Regions from separate parts of the Homo sapiens genome. Here region 2 is linked to region 1. Evidence: chromatin loops called from intact Hi-C (ENCODE). Cell type or tissue: endothelial cell of umbilical vein. All regions are shown on one strand. Each heading gives the region's core, and the rest is flanking DNA. Links, peaks and the distances in the headings are about the cores only.

Region 1 (8,041 bases), core at 1,337-6,336:
GAAAACTGATATTACCAAATGTTGATGAGTATGTGGAGCAACAGAAACTCTTTTGCTGATGGAAATGCAAAATGATACTGACACTTTGACATGCACTCTGGCAGTTTCTTGCAAAACTAAGCATAGTCTTATTATTAGATACATCAAATGCACTCCTATGTATTTACCCAATTTATTGGAAAACTTATGTCTAAACAAAAACTTATACACAAATATTTATAGCAGTTTTATTCCTATTTTCCCAAGGCTAAAACCAACTAAAATACCCTTCAATAGGTGAACGGATAAATAGATAAACTTTGATGCACCCATGAAACAGAATATTATTCATGAAAAGAAATAAGCTACCAAACCAGAAAAATACATAGAAAAATCTTAAATGCATGTTAATGAGTAAAAGAAGCTAGTCTGAAAAGGCTATACCTTATATAATTCCAATCACGTGGTGTTCTGGAAAAGGTAAAACTACACAATGATATAAGCCAAATTGTGTTCCCCGCAACATTCAGATGTTGAAGTCCTAACCCTTGTCAGAATGTGACTGGATTTAGAGGCAGGGTCTTTAAAGAGGTAACTAAATTAAAATAAGTTTATTAAAGTCAGCTATCATCCAATATGACTGGTGTCCTCATAAGAAGAGGAGATCAGGACACAGACATGCACAGAGGAAACACCATGTGAAGGCCCAGGGACAAGACAGCCAACTACAAGACAAAAGAGAGGCCTCAGAAGAAACCACCCCTGTCAACACCTTGATTTCAGACTTCTAGCCTCCAGAACTGTGAGAAAGTTAATTTATGTTGTTAGAAGAAAGTACCAGTCTAAGGACTTTATTATAGAAGCCCCAGCAAACTAATACAGAAAGCAAAAAAAAAAAAAAAAAAAAATCAGTGGCTGCCAGCGTTGAGAGAGGGAGAGGGATAAATAAGATGAAAAGAGCAAGATTTTTTAGAGCAGTTGAAACTATTCTGTATGATACTATAATAGTGGATTCATGATATTATGCATTTGTCATACCCATGGAAATTAATAGCACAAAGACTGATATTTGATATGTGCAAATTTTAAATGATTATTTAGAAGATCCTGGAATTGCAGCAAAAGAGTACAGATTGTGACAACACAATATAACTTTATTACAAATGTATGAAACAAATTCAAACATTAGGGGTGGGGAAAATGGTGCTGACCTAAGTAACTTTGAAAATGTATAGAGCCTTTAAGGATAAAGGCAAGAGTGACTCTACAAGAGAACTGCACTCTAGTTGGTAAACTTGTTCCCTAAGGAGACACAGGTTAACAGTTCTGCCACTGCTATAATTTACCCTAAAATTGAATAACTAAAGTCAGTGAATGGCTGAGGTAGGTGCTCACAGATAAGCAAAGGGAGAAGGCTAACATGATCCCTATGGTAATAGACTAGAGTTGGAGACATCAATATGAACTCCTGTGTATATTTACTATCACCTGAAATTTAGATACAGATGGTTACATATAGAAATATTTACAGATATGTGTATATTCGATGTTTGGTATATGTGTATATACTTTATTGCTCTGTGAGCTGAGAGGGCCTATAGGAAAGGACACTACAGTAGTAACATTCATAGCTAGTGCACCCCCGCCCCCCCGCCCCTGCACCTATCTTATTTTGTAGTGCTAGAAAGTAAAGAAGTACAAAAACAAAAACGCCCCACAACAACAAAAGAAACAACTTCACACTGATAGGAGTTTGTCCGATGGCACCGCCGAAATAATTTTGGTAACAAAACAGGATTGGATTATACCCTGATACAGTTTGGGTGTTGCCCCTGTTCAAATTTCATGTCCAAATGCAATCATTAATATTGGAGTTGGGACCTGGTGGGAGGTGATTGGATCAAGGAGGCAGGTTTCTCATGAATGGTTTAGTACCATCCTCTTGGTACTGTCCTTTCGGTAGTGGGTTCTTACAAGATCTGGTCTTTTAGAAGTGTGTAGTACTCACTCCCCCTTCCTCCTGCCTTGGCCATGTAATGTGTCTGCTCCCCCTTCACCTTCCGCCATGATGGTAAGTTTTCTGAGGCCTCTTTAGAAGCCAATCAGATGCCAGCATCATGCTTCCTTCACAGCCTGCAGAACCGTGAGCCAATTAAATCTCTTTTCTTTATAAGTTACCTAGTCTCAGGTATTTCTCTGTAGCAATGTGAGAACAGAATACTATATACCTCAAAGTATAAAATAAATTGACATGAGTCTTTAACAATATTGTTTTTTATGAAAGAATAATCTTGCTGAAAAAGCTGATGAATACCACTTCAGCCTGGTGATCAAGGTCAATATCAGCAGTCATAAATCATGTTGATAGTATTATATGTACCATTGTTATGCTGAAATTATCTTTCTCTGTGACCTTTTATTCCCCAAAACCCATAACCTCTGTCTAATCCTCAGAAAAACATTAGACAAACCTCAATGAAAGGCATCTTACAACATAGCTGACCAATATTCCTCAAACTGTCAAGGTCATCAAAAATAAGGAAGCCTGAGAAACTGTCACAGCCAAGAGGAGCCCGAGGAGATAAAACAACTGAATGTAATGTAGAATCCTGGGTGGGATCTTGAAACAGAAAAAGGACATTAAGCCAAAACTAAGGAAAGCTTGAATAAAGTATAGGCATTTCAGGGAATAAAAATGTATCAATATTGGTTCATTAATTTTAACAAATGCACTATACTATTTAAGGTATTAATAATAAGGTTAATTGTTTGGGTGAGAACTCTCTGTATTATCTACCCAATATTTCTGTAAAACTAAAATTAGTCTAATGAGTAAAATCTCTAAATTTTTTTTAAAAAGTCTGATGTGTATTCTCCAAAGAAAATATACAAATAGCCAATGAGTGCGTGGAAAGTTTCTCAACATCATTTAGGCATTAGGGAAATGCAAATCAAAAACCATGATGAGATACCACAGCACACCCAGTAGGATGACTGTAAACAAAAGATAAACAAAAACAAGTGTTGGTGAGGGTATAGAGAAAGCAGAGCCCTTGTGCACTGCTACGAGGAATCTAAAATGGTTCAGCCACTTTGGAAAGCAGCTTGATAGCTCCTCAAAATTTTAAACGTGAGTTACCATATGACTCAACAATTCCATTCCCAGGCATTTGCCCAAGAAATTGAAAAGATATATTCACAAACATATTTGTGTAAAAATGTTCATAGCAGCCTTATTTGTAATAGCCATAAAAGTGAAAACAACCCAATGTCTGTAAGTGAATAGAAAAATGCAATGTGGTGTATTCACTCATACAATGGAACATTATTCAGCCATAAAAAAGAAGAAAGTACTGATATATGCTGCAATATGGATGAATCTTGAAAGCATTATGCTAAGTGAAAGAAGCCAGATACAAAATGCCACATATTATGTGATCCTATTTATACAAAACATCCAGAATATGCAAACCCTCAAAGAAAGAAAGTAGATTAGTGATGGCTGAGGAGATGGGGATGGGGATGGGCAGGTGATAGCTAAAGTGTACTGGATTTCTTTTTAGTGTTAACAAAAACGTTCTGGAATTAGGTAGTGGTAATGGTTGCACAAGCTTGTGAATATATTAAAAATCACTGAACTGTGCTTTAAATGGGGAACGTTTCTGGTATTGAAATTTTATCTTAATTTTGAAAACTCTGATGTACATTTGACACTTACAGCTCATCTCAATGCGGTGCTCACTATCCCCTGCAGCGCTTACATTCTGTGTTAGGTAATGCAGCTCTAGACTCTTGCTATTCAGATCAGAGTGTGTTTTACAAACCAGTAGCATCAGCGTCACCTGGAAGCTGGTTAGAAATGTGGAATCTCAGGCCCCAGCTGAGACCTACTGAATCAGAATCTGCATTTTAACAAGATCCTCAGGTGACTGCGATGCACTCTCAACTTTGAGAAGACCGACTGCGATAATGTCGCTGGCGGCTGACACTGCTGAGAAACTCTATGACTGCTCACAAAGAGAAATCATTCTTTTGTTAGACTAAATTATCTACCATTGTCCAATCAGCATTTCAATTCTTTTCCACTCACCTCTCACCCCACATGCCAGAATTCAATCTTGTTATTTTTCCCTAATTGCTCCTTAGACGTTGGTCCACTCCCGGGTGAGAGTACCAGTTTGGGATTGTTCCAAACTCAGGGTCACTGACTAAATTTAATGACAGCCTCTTTGTGACTGTAAATCTACCAGCGACGACAGTTTTGAAAACCATCCAACTTTGCTTACCCGGAGTTCTGTCTCCAGCAGGCAGGATGCTCTGGAAGAGCAGACACTTTATCCATAGTGTAGCCAACTGGGTTGAGCAAACTGGGGCCACTTGTGGGTCAGATGTTTTCTGTGTGAATGGAAGGAATGTGTGCTAATTTTACAAACAATTCCTGACATTCCGCATCTCTCTTCTTTTAATAATAATAATAAAAAAAAGCAGAGGTACCGAGTAAAAAACCACTTCTGTTTCTCAATTATATTTTAGTTTCACTTAGAACAAACTGTCCTGTGTTCCTTCAAGGGCATTCATTATTCATTAAACACCATTCTATAGCAGTTTAAAATACATTTTCGTATTATATTTACCAGGAAGTGATTGTATCTCGAAAGAACTCTCAACTCTAGTCCTTTTCCTGTTACTGCAGAGTAGGAAATTTCAAACAAACAAAACGTGATTGGTATTTATGGTGTTGGGAAGTTTCCTTTTTTAGTTGTGTGTTCTGAACTCACGTTCTTTATGTCACCAGAACTTTTGTGTCTTTTTTTTTAATCTGAGAAATACAGAATATTAAGACTATATTAATTATAGTTTTCATGAAAAACCTTGAAATCTACCCTGTCCTAATCCCCAATGTGTTCCTATGTATAAAATTGAAATATATCATGAGTACCATAAATATATTTATTCTTCATCCATATGCAGAGAGCTTCCTTTATACAGTGAACTTTGCTGAATGGAGTGGAGAATACAGAAATGCATGAGACATATGCTCTGCCTTCCAAAAGTATGCAGTATACTAAGAACATGTACATAATGTGGCAGAGCCGAAAATATGGGAGAAAATTCAAGGTATACAGAAAGTATTGTTCATGTTCTATGTGATAACAGTGAAGGAAGGGCAGGTCACTCTGGCATGGGAGAGGAAATGGATGGTTAAAGGAACTCCTGGGAGAAAGTTGCTTTTGAGCCAAAATTTCAGGGTGGGTGAGTAGAATTTAGAAAAATGGCAACCACGTTGAGACACAGCACTCTATGAAATGGGAAAAACAAGTTTTTAAAGAGTCATGGAAAAAGATAAATAAAATATTAATCAACTTCTGTGCTAGGAACAATTTTGATAATGTTTTTCCACAGGAGTTATTACCAGATCAGTTGTAATTGAGGACCAAAGAAGAGGAAAACAAAGGTGAATTGTAAGAAATAATTACTTCCTACTGTAACAGTTGGAAAAGAAGACAAACTTAGCAATTTTAATTTTAAGGAAATATTCTACCGCCAGGCACAGCGGCTCATGCCTGTAATCCAGCACTTTGGGAGGCCAAGGCAGGTGGATCACCTGAGGTCAGGAGTTCAAGATCAGCCTGGCCAACATGACAAAAACCCATCTCTACTAAAAATACAAAAATAAGCTGGGCGTGGTGACTGACGCCTGTAATCCCAGCTACTCGGGAGGCCGAGGCAGGAGAATCGCTTGAACCCGGGAAGCAGAGGTCACAGTGAGCCGAGATCGTGCCATTGCATGCAGCCTGAGTGATAGACCGAGTCTCCGTCTCAAAACAAAACAAAAAAAAACCAGTATTCTACCATTGAGCAATCTGCTGACCAATTAAATATGATTTCTCGGGTTTTCATTTATGTTTTGTGGTAGTCTCCTGAACTCTGTAGACAATAAATATTAATTAATTAAATTAGTATTAAGTAGCTATGGCTGTAATATATACTAATAAAACAGTTATAGTTTAAGAGAATTGCAAAATTGTTTTTTCTTTGTTCCTTAAAGTTTAAAAAAATTAAAAAGGAGAAGAAAAGTATTGGTGCACAGAAAAATTTGAAGGTACATCTTCTTATGTGTAAACCATGTTCTTACAAAAGTAAAAATAGTAATTTAGGGACATAGTTGTAATCTTTAGGTAACCATTAGAATCTTTTTTTTCCTTTTTTTCTTTTCTTTTCTTTTTTCTTTTTTTTTGAGATGGAGTTTTGTTCTGTTGCTCAGGCTGGAGTGCAATGGCATGATCTCGGCTCACTACAACCTCCACTTCCTGGGCTCAAGCCATTCTCCTGCCTCAGCCTCCCAAGTAACTAGGACTACAGACATGCACCACCACGCCCAGCTAATTTTTGTATTTTTAGTAGAGATGGGGTTTCACCATGTTGGCCAGGCTGGTCTCAGACTCCTGACCTCAGGTGATCTGCCTGCCTCGGCCTCCCAAAGTGCTAGGATTACAGGCATGAGCCACCATGCCCGGCCCCATTAGAATCTTAATAAGGGTACTGATACATTCACTGAAGAGCTTTCTAGAAATCTAAAGACCCTTATACATTCAGGAGAAATGAACTTTTAGCTAAGGAAGAATTCAGGAACTAAGATAAGCAAACACTTATTTGTATTTGTATATGCGTGGCTGTGATTTATATATATAAAGCAAGCATCTCTTTGTTTTTTTTCCTCAAAAAATAATGTATTGCAAAAATGTTTTGATTGTTTTCAAACCTCCAAATACATTTCTCTTTTTTCTTCATATAATGTTGGACATTATTTTTGGCAGATGATGCTGATAGCAGAAAATGTTTAGTTTAACCACTTGGGCAGCTGTGGGGTCTTTTTTCCTTTTCTTCCTCCTATTAATGAAAAAGCAGTTCCTTGCAGCAAAGAATGGGAGTGAAGTTAGCAATTAATTGACAATGTAAAAATCTTGAATAAAAATAAGTATCTGAGTAGGAAGAAAAAATGTCCTCAAAAATATATTTATGCATCTCACATAGACATAGCCTCTCTGCACCTGTTTTCAGAAGGGAAGAATTCCAGGTCATATACAATAAACTTCTCCTTTCAAATTGATTGTTTCTAAATGGTAGCTCAACATAACAGATCCTCACAGTCTGTATTTCTTTTTAGCAAAACACAAAACTCTGTATTGGTTTTGTTTTGCATGTACAGTCATAGCAACTTCAGAATATGTGTACATCTTTCATCCCAAAACTTTCATTATTAATCATAATGGTTAGCTCTCTCTCCCCTCAATCATTAACCCTGTCTGGTTAATATTGTTTTTTGTTGAAGCCATTAGTTATTTTATTAAGGTGTGTATGGGGCAGGGAGCAGAGGGGTGCATCCTCTCTGCTTAAGTAAATGGCAAGTTCAGCAATATTTTCAAGGTCACCCTCACTATGTTCATTTGGGGTAAGGATTGAAGTTTTTGCATTTGTGAAATGCTGCATGTGCAAAAAGAAATGGTGTCAGAAAGGAAACTACCTTATTTCTCTAAAACTTTGATGAGTTTGAAATGTCTGCCGTTAGCAGTTTGAAAGATCTTACCAACAAATGAGGAGTTCCAGGCTTTACTCTGAAACGTGCCTGCAGCACAGAACTTTTATATTTATGGAGCATGACCTCCAACTATAAATGATCACTCGTTTTTTAAAAAGCTATTTTGGGGTAAATGCCAATTGCTTGAGAAGTCAGGAATACGTTAGGCTCTGGATTCAATATTGTGCTAGCAATAGACAGGGATTTCACTTTCATCGGGACAGCCATCACTGTTGATCACCAATGGACCACTCGGGCTTTGTCACAAAGTGGTGATGACACCAACACATTATAACCTTCCAAAAACAATCAGAACTTGTTTTATCCAAAAGAACAATCATATCACTTGTATTCCATGTTCTTCTGGAAATGGATGAAAGAGCAAACTTCACAGTTATCTAAGTGGTAAAAATACAACTGAAGAAGTAAAGTGTCCACAATAGGATATTTTAAGTCCTTAGGGTATTACTTTTTTCTTTAAGG
Region 2 (8,041 bases), core at 1,184-6,183, 91 kb before region 1:
TAATTTTTTTGTATTTTTAGTAGAGATGAGGCTTCACCATGTTAGCCAGGCTGGTCTCGAACTCATGACCTCAGGCAATCTGCCCGCCTCGGCCTCCCAAATTGCTGGGATTACAGGCGTGAGCCACTGCACCCAGCCCATGTCATCTTTTTATTCCTCTCAGTAACCCTGTGAGATACAAAATACTATGATGTCAACTTCAAAGATATGGAAACTGAGACTTAGAGTAATTGAGTAACTTGGTCAGAAACAACTAGCTGAAAAGTTGCAGAACTGAAGCTCAATCCTAATACTCTCTTTTTCCAAAATCTGTTCCATACCCTTCAATGGTCCTACCTTATTTTGCAGTGGATCCAAAAGACCCTGAGGTCCCAGTCTCCTTGGAGAATCTGCTGCAAGCTACAGGTTAAAAAAAAAAAATCCTATGAGTTTTGTACACAATTTCAGGAGCTTCACTGAAGTGTGCATGAAATATCAAAGGCTACACAAATCCCTCCAGGTCCCATTTCCAGAGATATATTTCTCCTGAGCATTTCTTTAGAAGCTTGGAATCACATCACATGCCAGCTGCCTATGGACCCTTAGACTCAGCACTTCATTCCAGGTGGCCTTGAGATGCCAGATCAGCCCTGCAGTTATGTTCAATGGAGAAAAGGAGAATGATAGAGGGCAAATCACTTTTAAAAATTAGCTTTTTTGAATGTTTTTGCATTTATTGTGCATTTCCCATGTGCCAGGCAGTGGTTTCAAGTTTTAGATGCATGCCCAGGAGGTAGATATATGATTATCCCAGTTTATGGAGGAGGGTATTTTTTTAGTCTGTTCTCATGCTGCAATAAAGAAATGCCTGAGACTGGCGAAACTGGGTAATTTATAAAGAAAAGAGGTTAAATTGACTCACAGTTCTGCATGGCTGGAGAGGCGTCAGGAAACTTACAATCATGGTGGAAGATGAAGCGAAAGCAGGCACCTTCCTCACAAGGCGAAAGGAGAGAGAGTGAGTGCAAGCAGAGGAAATGCCAGATGCTTATAAAACCATCAGATCTCCTGAGAACTCACTCACCATCACGAGAACAGCATGGGGGAAACCGTCCCCATGATCCAATCATTTCCCACTGGGTCCTTCCTATGACACATGGGGATTATGGGGATTACAATTCAAGATGAGATTTGGGTGGGGACACAGTCAAACCATATCAGATATTATGATACATTACAGAGGCAAGATAACTTGCCTTAAATCACACCCCTGGCAAAGAAAAGACCCAAACCAGGGAAGTTTATTCTCTAGGGCATCAGTTCTTATCCACCTTTACTGCCAGCAAGCCTTCCATAGACCTGTATGTGAAGACAGGTCTCTGTGTCCTACATAGAAACAACTGGAAACCTCTGTGTTGAATATTTATACCTTAAAGCTCCTGGTATTTGTGCTATATACATTGTCGTCATTAAAAATGTGAAGGTAAATATTTATAAACAGCTGTTAAGGAAACTAGACTTCTGGGGAGAAATATTAAACTCAAATTGCTGCTTAGAGGTTTTCTTTTAAAAATATGAATATGCAGACTGACTCTAAATATAAACCTTTTTCCTATTGTAATTCTACCTTTCATAGCCCAGCTAAAAATCTGCTAGAATTCAGCAATAGGTCCCCAGGAAAATGACTGCTTTGAAAATGTTTGGCTGAAATCAGATACTACTTCTCACCTACTACAATGGCTAAAGCAAACAAGACTAGCAATACCAATACTGTAATTGGAGGAGATGTGGAGCAGCTGGAACTCTCAAATACTGCTGTGATGGAATGATAAATGGTGCAAACCTTTTGCTAAATTGTTTGGCAGTTCCCAATAATGTTAAATTCGTTCACCTACCCTATGACCCATCAATTTCACTCCCAGGTATTTATCCAAGAGAACTGAAAAGATACATCCATCCAGATAAATCTAAAAGAATATTCATTGCAACTTTACTCATAAGAGCCACAAACCAATATACAGCCCAAATGTCTATCAACAGATGAATGCATAAACAAATGGCGGTATAACCATATCATGGAATGTTACTCACCAATAAAATGAAACAAACTACATATAGATGCTCTCGATATATGTTCCTACATGGGTGATCTTCAAAAACATCATTCTAAGCAAACAAAGCCAGAAAATGACTACATACTGTGTAGTTTCATTAATATGACATTAGAAAATGCAAACTAATCTGTAATGACAGAAGGCAGATCCATCAGAGGTGTCCTTTGATGAGAGGAAGATTGAAACAAAGGGCACGAGGGAATCTGCTGCAGTGATGAACAAGTTCTTTTTTTTTTTTTTTTTAGAGACAGAGTCTTATTCTGTCACCCAGGCTGGAGTGCAGTGGTGCAATCACGGCTCACGGCTCACTGCAACCTCCGTCTCCCATGTTCAACCGATTCTCCTGCTTCAGCTTCCCAAGTAGCTGGGACTTACAGGCATGTGCCACCATACCGAGCTAATTTTTGTATTTTTTTTTAGTAGAGATGGGGTTTCACTATATATTGGTCAGGCTGGTCTTGAACTCCTGACCTCAGGTGATCCGCCTGCCTCGTCCTCCCAAAGTGCTGGGATTACAGGCGTGAGCCACCATGCCCGGCCTAAGTTCTGTTTCTTGATGGGTGGTGGGTTCCATGGGTGTACATACTTGTCAAAATCCATAGATCAGTATACTTAAAAATCTGCATTTTATTGTATGTAAATTATACTTAAAAAGTAGCAGTACTGGAAGAAACACAAAAACAGTTTTTCGATGAATGCCTATCTTCATCCTTGGGAGGCTCAGCTGTGGGCCTGGCTTCCTATGTCACAGCCTTCCCTGCATGTTTACGGACCATGGCAGGTTCTTCTGCTGGCCCCCTCTGGTACTCAGAGGGGTTCAGGCAGGAAACAGATGCTTTTGAATACTTACTGCCCCACTTTTCGTGCTCTTTGAAGGACGCAAGAAAAAGGAGTCAATCTTTACATGCTTCCCAATTACAAAAAGTAGCTAGGATGGCAACAATCTGTCTTGACTTCCCCTGTGTTTACATCCTCCAACCCAGACCTGAGAAATGACTGTGAAATTCTGACCAAGACTCACTGTTTTGGCAGCTTCCTTTTCCTTTATTTGCTCCCCATCCAAAATTCTCCTCCCTCTTAGGGATGTCTAATTTATACAATTTGTCTAGCAGGTATGGTACTGGTTTAGGCTACATTTGGGAATTCCAGCTGGGGCTGGGAGGAAGTGAAAGAGGAGGACGGTTCCCAGAAGGCGCATAACAGGCATTTTCAGTGGGGGCTTTCCTTCTGCCACTCCGATAAGCCCCTCGAGTTCCTGCCTCCTCCCTAGGAAAGGGTAAGCAAGACAGAAGAAAAGGTCAACAACCACAACCTAGACAGTGAAAATGTCTCTGCCAATTTCGCTGGGGCCCTCCAGGGCTAGTAACCCTCCAACCCACTTAATGAATTTAGAGACACATTAGATTCATTTACATAACAATATTTTAAAGACCACACGATTGCTTTGGAAAATTGTCTTATTTTTTTTTCCTTCCTCAAACTGAACTGCAGAGTTACAAATACCCTCCCAGAGAGCCTCAGAGGAGGCAAACTTGGCAGAGGAGAGAACGGAGAAAAATCCATCCCTTGCAAATGCCAAGCGGAAGAACAATCCCGTTAGGCGGCCAGTTGATGCTTAACTGCGGGACTGGGGGCTCGGGCAGGGATCTTAAACATCATTTCGCGTAGGGAAACAGGCACTCTCCTCTCCCGGAAGACAAGGCTGCGCGTAGGTTTATCTCGGCCTCCTGGAGGACCTGTAGTTTTTGGGAGAGCAGCTGCGAGGGGACAGAATGCTTCGCTGTGGTGGTTCCGCCGCGGGCTCCGCTGCCAGGAGGCCGGCGTGCGCGCAGCTCTGCGGCGGGGCAGGCTGCCAGGGCCCGGGGAGCAGCGGCAGTCTTCCTTGGAGGAGCACCTGTTCTTCCTCTCCCTGCGCCGGAAACGTGCCACCTTCCCCCACCCCATGCTGCTTTCCCCTGCGTGGCTCCATTTTGTCTTTCCTGATGGCAGATACCCCCGCGGCCTTCCTCTCGAACACTTGCGGGGCGCTGGGGGAGGGGACGGCCACGTCAGGCGCATCCCTTTTCCCAACACCCCAAGGTAGCAGCAGCAGCAGGTGCTGTGACATTATGACAAACACTCAGGTCCCCCGTGACTGGATGCGTCACACACTATGTCTAACAGTCGCTGACATCTCATCAATCACGGCCTTGATTATGCTGCTGGGGTCCCTGGGCTCAACTTTGGGCTCTGAACAGAATTTACTGCAAACTGAACATCCTTATTTCCAACGTAGGCAAGCCCGTCTTGTTTATAATGGCATAATCCAGCTGGAAGATCACACTGGCACACTCAAATTGGCCCATCTTTTCTCTTGTCAATATTGCAATTAGGTGCACATCCGGCATCAGAAATTGCTGGGACCTTTTTCTCTCCTGCACTCTCCCACCGTTTATTACAACTGAAGGACACATTTTGTTGTCCCTGAGAGTGATGTATTTGAGGAAAGGCTATGACTCAGTGTATGACAATTAAAGAGGAAAGGACATTGGTAATGATTAACTAGCTTGTCTACATGATGTGAGGCTGTTTGTCAACTAACATTGATTGAGCCAGTAGTCTGTGACCAGCCATGTGTGAGACTCTACTGGGAAACACAGGTAGGAAAAAAATGATTATTGCCCAGGAGAGCCTCAAAATCTAGTTGATAGGATAATTGTGCAAATGTTTACGTAGGAAAATATTGACCACTCTTCTTTGCCTAGTAATAAAGACAGCCGAGAGCCTGACCACAGTGCATGGATCTTCTGCTTTCCTAGATTGGTTCACTCCCTTTCCCCAGAATATTCCCCTGTGTTTTCTTCCTTTAGAAATAGGCTGATGGCATTGTTCTAACTTGAGGCCCCACCCCTCATGTATTTCTCTAAATCAAGGTCAGCAAGCTTTTTATATACAAGATCAAATAGTAAATAGTTAAAACTTCGTGGACCCAGAGGCAAAATGGAGCAACTGATATTGCTAAAAGATTAATAACCTTTTTTTACACTTTACATTTAAGAATGAAGAAAACACTCTTTAGTTTATACACCATACAGAAAAAAGTAGTGGGCTGGATTTGGCCCAAGGTGCACAATTTGCTGTTTCCTTATCTAAATCCTATTTGTCTTTTAAGATCCAGCTCAAACCCCAGGTGCTATGTGAAATATATTTGACACTCCCCATCCAAAATTCTCCTTGCTCTTAGGGATGTCTAATTTATACAATTTGTCTAGCAGGTAATCTCATATATTTATTCACCAGGTAGTATGGTAGGAGAAGGAAGAGTCTAAATTTTCAAATCAAACAATAATTTTCAAATTCTGATTTTGCAACTTACAGCTGAGTGGCATTCTGAAAACTACTTAAATTGTTTGATTCTTGATTTTCTTATCTGTTCAGTTGGTAAAATGTCATATTAATAATTTACACAGAATATTATTAAAAGAAAATACATCAAAAATGTTTATGTGTTAGGTGTTAGTTTTTAAAATTTCCTTACCTAGAACATCTAAAATTATTGACATAAAACATATACCTCCTTTACAGTGCAAAGATTTAATTTATCTAATCCACAGGGCTACGTGCATGAAATAAAATGATATGTTTGAAATGTTGTAAAACCTTAGTAAATATTATATTTATCTCTTCACAAATTATTTCTATATCCTCATCAGGAAAATGTCTTGTGTTAGATATTAAATTACATTTCTGATAAGGACAAATATACCTCATACACTTTAAGTCCTCCACAATGCTTAATTAAGACCTGGTATTTGGCAGGTGGTGAGAATTATTTGCTATTAATTTAAACGATATCCAAAATGCTTTTATACTAAAACTTTTCAAAAGAATGTTATCTGTTTATTTCTATCTGATTGCCCTACTCCTCAATCTAATTCAATCTGTCTTCTCTCCCCAGTACTCAATCAACTTCCACGTCTCTAAATCCAGTGAACATACGTCAGGGCTCATCTTACTTAACTTTTCACTTTTCATCAGCACTGGATTCAAACATTCCCTTTTTTTTGACAGCTGATCCCTTTGAATTTCATGACTGATAGATATGCTTCTTCCTAATTCTCTTCTGTCTCCATTCCTATCTCATTTGCATGATCACCCTCATTTGGAAATAATTCACCATCAGCATTTCTAAAGACACAGTCCTTGCTGTTGTCTCTCCATGCTTTCCATCCATGCCTGTGGTTTCAGATAACACCTACACACAGATTCATCACTAAATTTAATCTCTAGCCAAGAATTCTTCTGTAAGGTCTAGCTCACTCATGTCACTCAAAGACCCCTGAAAGTCAACGTGAGCAAGACTAAATCCAGGATCATGGTAACCACTCATCTCTATCACCCACTAGTTTTTCTTCGGAGTTTTCTATCTCAAAAAAAGGTGTCCCATTCTTCCCTTCAAACAGGCCAGAAACCTGGGAATTATTCTGAACACCTCCCTCTTCCTCATCCCAATAGGTAATCACCAAACTCTGCAGAGTTAGACTCTTAAATAACTCTTGAATTCCTTCCATTCCTTTTTTTTTCATGGTCAATGCCACCACCACAGATCTGATGCCTACAAACTGTGCTAGCTTACCTTCACTTCCTCTGAACCTCCCTGATCTGTCCTCTACTCCACAGACTGATGTTCTCACAATGCAAAAATCCAAATTGGATCACATGACCTTCACACTTATGAACTCCTACTTACGCTTTGTATCAATTTGTGTCAATCCTGAGGGACAGCTCCCCTTAACTCCAGCTTTTACAGCCTAATCTCAAACTGGTCCATCCTTCTTCTGAGTTGTTGTTTCAGCATGTAATTAATCACTCAGCAGAGTGATTATTTGGTAGTTTATCTCTTCTGCTAGGATCTTTGAGAGCATCTAATTGTGCCTGAGTCTACTGATGATTGAAACTCAAACGTGGCATGGTAGTTGGCAAATACCCACTCAATCAACATTTGTGCCATGAGTAAATGGATGGACACATTGGAAAGGATGGCTGGAAGAATTTGACCACCAAAACTCTCTGGTTTATATGAAGAGTCAACCATTAACCAGTTTTTTAAGTTGGAGTATTAATGTTTTTCTTTGAACAGTGGATTATTTTGGGACTTCTAACCTTCATTCATCAATTCACACAGTGTCTAAATGTTTTTTTGCAGATCATTTGGCCTATCATGTTATACAGTCAGTCCCTTTGGATGTAAGATGCAGAGACCCATCCAGGTGAACCCAAGTAATCAAAATTGATTATAAAAATAACATGGAAATAAAGAGCATAAAGCTTTTAGGAGTTTCTATCAAACCAGTCTACAAAATAACTGGGCCTCATGGGCACCAAAAGTTAAGGGCTATTTGGCATTAGATTACCTCATGCTCTTTCATTTATGTGAGACAGGTGCTATCTGAGACCCGATGCTCTGAAGGTGACTTCTACTCTAGTTACCAGTTGATTGTTCCAGCTATGTCCCTTGGCTGACATGCTTATTTATGGGACAGAATCTGATCATCCCAGGTGGCAAACGGTTGGCCTGTTCAGATAGCCATCACTCAGCCAAAGGACTGCGGCCATTGAATCAAGTCTGTATAAGCCAAAGGGAGTTTGGCTTATACAGACTTGTACTCTCTGCTTCCGTAGAGACACCTTGGGACTACTTATCCCAGAAGTAGTCCTTGCTTGTAGGGCTTCACTGAGATCTCTTCTTGGAAGCCAGAACATCTAACTCCAACATGCTTTTGATGTTGAATGCTAGATTCACACTTGTACCCTCCCCCGGAGAACTGCCCTTAGCTATTAGAAGTGAATTTCTTTGGAATGGTTGACTTAACAGCACAAGGCCCTTAATTCCACATTTGAAAAACTAGTATCTCACAAAAGCAAGAAGACAAGTCACAGATGGGGAGAAAAAATTTGTAAATGACATA

The links. Peaks named below come from ENCODE experiments on the same cell type or tissue, not always from the same donor. Only the 100,000 strongest peaks of a DNase experiment are listed, where the experiment ranks them.
Region 2: it touches region 1 in a loop (2.7-fold over the local background); 1 of 110 quality-filtered maps calls a loop at or near these places.

The regions. Positions count from the first base shown.
Region 1 is chr20:11,773,747-11,781,787 of GRCh38, forward strand. No RefSeq gene overlaps it. Among named protein-coding and RNA genes, the nearest start is that of LINC00687, 93 kb to the right of the region's middle. In endothelial cell of umbilical vein, for the core only: no CTCF peak of the experiment used is centred there; DNase peaks (open chromatin) are centred at 4,185 and 4,555; H3K4me3 peaks cover 349 bases; H3K27ac peaks cover 2,187 bases.
Region 2 is chr20:11,683,202-11,691,242 of GRCh38, forward strand. LOC107985384 (a long non-coding RNA gene) reads right to left here and starts at 4,165. Exons shown (of 1, transcript XR_004837567.2): 1 at 3,127-4,165. In endothelial cell of umbilical vein, for the core only: no CTCF peak of the experiment used is centred there; no DNase peak of the experiment used is centred there; H3K4me3 peaks cover 549 bases.